2 separate regions of the Homo sapiens genome follow, and region 2 is linked to region 1. A link is a loop called in an ENCODE intact Hi-C map of the cell type or tissue named here. Cell type or tissue: gastrocnemius medialis. All regions are shown on one strand.

Region 1 (2,500 bases):
AGCTGTGTGAGTGGGTGTGTTGGGGGATGTCGTGGAGCTGTTTTCTGGTCCCAGAGGGAGAGAGAAAGCCCAGGAAATCTCACTTTCTCCCTGCCCCTGGGTCTCCAGGCAACGGCACCACTTTGGAGTTACCAGGAGACAAGGTTGCCAGGGCAACACAGGCGTGAGTGGCAGCTCTGGGGCGAAGTCTGGGTGAGAAGATCCAGCCAGGGATCACGATCATTCACTTTGTTCCTCCCTTTCTCCCTGTTTCTCATCAATCCCACCTCCCTTCCTTCATTGTCTTAACGAGCACGTATTTGAGAACCTACAAATGTGCTAGGTGCTATTCTCGGTACTGGAGAACAGAAGTGAACAAGACAATGTCCCTGCTGTATCTCTCCTTCAGTCTTCCAGCTCCTGTCTCTTTATCTCTCCTGCTTCCTTCTTTGTCCTGCGGTCCTGCCTTCCCCCCGTACCACAAAGGCGGCCCCACAGAACCCCTTAGCCAGTGAGGAAGTAAGTTGAGAGGCTTCATCTCACAGACTTTCGGGGATGGCCGTTGATGTTTTGTCCACGAGCCTGTGTCCCCAGACACACACTCCGGCCCATACTCAGGTGCACAGAAAGACAAGCACACAGCTCATCCCCCTCTCCAAAACTCTCAGTTGTCATTGGATGACATCAGCAAAACCACACACAAATACATGCCGATCACAATACTCCTCTGAGATATCATAAGCCCCATTTTACAGCAGGGCAAACTGAGGCTAGGAGCCTTTAAATAATATGTCACTCATTCTGGTCTACTCCTCCAACTTTCAACCCTTATATTTGTCTGATTAGCTGACAATAATAGTATTCGTGCTGGTTCCCCCAGCAGCCTCCCTCAGGGAAGGGTCTTATTTCCCTCGAATGCACCCATTCCTCCGCATAGGTTCTAACCATTTGCCCATTCACCTGAGGAATCGAGTTTTGATGGACAGATTCCTAGACCAATAGAGAAACTAAGTGAACTGTACCGATGCGGCCACGGCTTGGGCGGGACTAAGGCTGGGAACGAGCCACCGATTGGTCAGAGCTACGCGGCGAATGGCGGAGACGCTGAGGCGGGTGCTAACCAGGGGCGGTGCGGCCTGGTCCGGGGAGGAGAACATGCCTGCCGCCGGACCGCCTTTGCTGCTGCTCGGTACACCAGGATCTGGAAAAACAGCGCTGCTATTTGCTGCGGCCCTAGAGGCGGCGGGGGAGGGCCAAGGCCCAGTCCTCTTCCTGACACGAAGGCCTCTTCAAAGCATGCCCCGCGGGACCGGAACGACTCTAGACCCAATGCGACTCCAGGTAACCGTGGGGGTGGGAGCAGAGGCGTTCTAGCCAATGGTGGAGTAGATCCGGGATATTGAGTAACAGGTAGACAAGCCAATGGAGAGGACGGTGGAAGAGCGAGCCAGGGCAGCCACGATGGGGCGGAGTCAGGCAGGCGGAGTGAGGAGTGGCACCACGCGGAGCTTAGTTAAGATTGAAGTGAGAGCCCATCCAATGATGGGCGGTGTTAGCAAGAGGCGGTGCCCAGAGATTGAAGTCCGGCCCATCAAGGGGCGGGGCTAAGCTTGGGTCCATTCTGGACCTGAGTTGGTTCCTGTTAGTGTCAAGGATGGGGTCAGACCGAGAATGCTGGGGGAGGGTTTTCCGTGGAAAAATTGCGCTAGAGATTTGGCCAAAAACAAACAAGCAAAAATGGCTTGCCCTCAACTAATACTCGGCAGTGATGAGTGCTGGAAAAACGGGCGAATATAAGAATATTTAACAGCTCTGAACTGGTTCATCCTGGAACCAAGGAAAGTATGCAAGGAGGCAGGGTTACTTTTAAGGAGTCTGGCTTCCTGTGCTGAATCCGGCCCTTTCCTTCTGTTTCTCCTTCTAGAAGATCCGCTTCCAGTACCCACCCTCAACCCGAGAGCTTTTCCGGCTCCTGTGCTCTGCCCATGAGGCCCCGGGGCCAGCCCCCTCCCTTCTGCTGCTCGACGGCCTAGAAGAGTACCTAGCGGAAGACCCAGAGCCCCAGGAAGCCGCCTACCTCATTGCCTTACTTCTAGACACAGCTGCCCACTTCAGCCACCGGCTTGGGCCTGGCCGGGATTGTGGGCTCATGGTGGCCCTCCAGACCCAGGAGGAAGCAGGTAGTGGGGACGTCCTGCACCTGGCACTGCTCCAGCGGTATTTTCCTGCCCAGTGCTGGCTGCAGCCAGATGCACCAGGTCCAGGAGAGCACGGCCTCCGAGCCTGCCTGGAGCCAGGCGGGCTGGGCCCCAGAACAGAGTGGTGGGTGACTTTCCGATCAGATGGAGAAATGATGATCGCTCCGTGGCCCACCCAGGCTGGTGACCCCAGCTCAGGCAAGGGTTCAAGCTCTGGAGGCCAGCCCTGAGCTTTGGTGGGTGACTACCTCTCTGTGCTTCAGTTTCCCATGGCTGGAATACTTACCTCAGGGACATATGCAGATCCAAAGACCTAAACAATG
Region 2 (2,500 bases), 990 kb before region 1:
AGAGCAAGACTCCATCTCACAAAAAAAAAAAAAAAAAAAAAAAAAAAGGGCCGGGCACAGTGGCTCACACCTGTAATCCCAGCACTTTGGGAGGCCGAGGAGGGCAGATCACGAGATCAGGAGATCGAGACCACGGTGAAACCCCGTGTCTACTAAAAATACAAAAAATTAGCCGGGTGTGGTGGCGGGCGCCTGTAGTCCCAGCTACTCGGGAGGCTGAGGCAGGAGAATGGCGTGAACCCCGGAGGTGGAGCTTGCAGTGAGCCGAGATCATGCCACTGCACTCCAGCCTGGGCGACAGAGTGAGACTCTGTCTCAAAAAAAAAAAAAAAAAAAAGCCAGGTGTGGTGGAGTGCGCCTGTAATCCCAGCTACTTGGGAGGCTGAGGAGGGAGAATCCCTTGAAACTGGGAGGCAGAGGTTGCAGTGAGCCCGAGATCATGCGACTGCACTCCAGCCTGGGCGACAGAGTGAGACTCAGTCTCACAAAATACAAACAAAATCTTCAATAACAAGGAATGCAGTATTTTGAAAAACTGAAATTAACACCAAAATGTGTATGATGAACAAAAATTATTATTATTATTATTATTTTTGAGACGGAGTCTCACTCTGTTGTCCAGGCTGGAGTGCAGTGGCGCGATCTTGGCTCACTGCAACCTCTGCCTCCCGGGTTCAAGCGATTCTCCTGCCTCAGCTTCCCGAGTAGCTGGGATTACAGGCACGTGCCACCACGCCTGGCTAAGTTTTGTATTTTTTGTACAGACGGGGTTCCACCATGTTGGTCAGGCTGGTCGCGGACTCCTGACCTTGTGACCCGCCCTCCTCGGCCTCCCAAAGTGCTGGGATTACAGGCGTAAGCCACCGCGCCCCGCTCAAAAATTAAAATTTTTACTCGGCAGGGCACACTGGCCTGTAGTCCCAACACTTTGGGAAGCTGAGGCGAGCAGACTGCTTCAGCTCTGTTCAAATCCAGCCTGAACAACATGGAGAGAACCCTGTCTCTGAAAAATAAATAAATAAAAAGATCTTGGAAGGTGTCTGAGGCTCAATCAGGGTTCCAGGAGTCCCCCTGCAGCTCCTACCTGTCGTTCTCACTCATACAAAACACTAAGGAAAGTTACTAGATTTGCAGCTCACTCCTGCCCCCTGGTGGTGATCGGCTTGGGCACAACAGCATTCCAGGGGTTTTTATCCAATGCTTTTGCAAATGTTTCCTGAAGGTCCCCTTTCTGGCACTGTGTATGTTGCAAGAAAAAGTCCGTGCTCTGGTGGCACCCACAGTACATGGGAGGTGACAATACACAGGTCTGTGTGAAGAAAGGCATGTGAGGCAGGTTTGGTGGCTGAGCATGAGGGGAATTAAAGTAGGTCAAGGAGGGCCTCAGAGAAGTGGCATTGATCTGTGGTCTGAGTGACAAGCAGTCCCCTCAGAGATGATGTCCCCCAGGAGAGGTAGGCATAAGTCTACTGGATCGGAGGTATTTCATGTCTTAAACTGATGTGAACCTGGGTATTTATTGTACTTTGATCTTAGCTCACTGCAGCCTTGACCTCCCGGGCTCAAGCAATCCTCCTGCCTTAGCCTCCCAAGTATCTGTAACTACAGGTGCGCCCCACTGCGCCCAGCACTGTTTTTTTTTTTTGTTGTTGTTGTTGTTTTTGAGATAAGTCTTTGTCACCCAGGTTGGAGCGCAGTGGCGTGATCCTGGCTCACTGCAACCTCCACCTCTCAGGTTCAAGCAGTTCTCCTGCCTCAGCTTCCTGAGTAGCTGGGACTACAGGCACGTGCCACCATACCTGGCTAATTTTTGTGTTTTTAGTGCAGACTGGGTTTCACCATGTTAGCCAGGCTGGTCTTGAACTCCTGGGCTCAAGTGATCCTCCTGCCTCAGTCTCCCAAAGTGTTGGGATTACAGGTGTGAGCCACGCCTGGCCGTGCACTCTTCTTTAAGACTTTTCCTGTGGCAGAAATATTTTGTGACTTTTGAAGACGGCCAGCAAGTGCCAAGGTCCCCGTTCAGAGAATCTGAGTGCCAGGTGCCAGTTGTCTGAACCATTACCTCACTTGTCCCCCTCACTACGGCCTGAGGAGGGCACTAGCGCGACGACGTTAGCCCTAAGAGCAGGGACACTGAGGCTCAGCGCATCACCCAAAGCCACACGAAGAGAAATTTCAAGTGCTCAAGGGCCAGCATGGAGTTGGGGACAACAGGGCAGCGAGGCAACAGGCAGATGGTGCTGGGGGCCTGGTCAGTTGCAGGGAGGACTTCGGCTTCTGCTCCCAGGGAGGGGAGTCCTGCGAGGCTTTTGAGCAGAGGTGGGACATGCCCTGACCTGGGTGTTCACAGGTACCCTCTGGCTGCTGCCTGTTCAGGGGCTGACTTGTAGTGGGGAATGAGGAGGAGGCTGGGGCAGGAATTAGAGCCAGAGGCGATGGGGACCTGAAGGCCATAGGGACAAAAGGCAGTGGTCAGAATCAAGAATGTTTGGGGGGGTGG

What was found. Peaks named below come from ENCODE experiments on the same cell type or tissue, not always from the same donor. Only the 100,000 strongest peaks of a DNase experiment are listed, where the experiment ranks them.
Region 2: a loop joins it to region 1, with 5 times the contacts of the local background. A loop is called at or near these places in 2 of 110 quality-filtered maps.

Annotation. Positions count from the first base shown.
Region 1 is chr19:11,373,610-11,376,109 of GRCh38, forward strand. SWSAP1 (SWIM-type zinc finger 7 associated protein 1) reads left to right here and starts at 1,057. Exons shown (of 2, transcript NM_175871.4): 1 at 1,057-1,320; 2 at 1,904-2,500. The coding sequence starts at 1,072. The coding sequence ends at 2,407. RefSeq lists a silencer at 887-966 and enhancers at 1,067-1,136, 1,357-1,406, 1,637-1,716, 1,737-1,786. In gastrocnemius medialis, no CTCF peak of the experiment used is centred here; DNase peaks (open chromatin) are centred at 1,042, 1,482 and 2,053; H3K4me3 peaks cover 2,042 bases; H3K27ac peaks cover 1,959 bases.
Region 2 is chr19:10,387,911-10,390,410 of GRCh38, forward strand. No RefSeq gene overlaps it. Among named protein-coding and RNA genes, the nearest start is that of TYK2, 8.6 kb to the left of the region's middle. RefSeq lists enhancers at 845-1,345, 925-984. In gastrocnemius medialis, CTCF peaks have their summits at 1,157 (motif pointing left) and 2,141 (motif pointing right); a DNase peak (open chromatin) is centred at 1,151.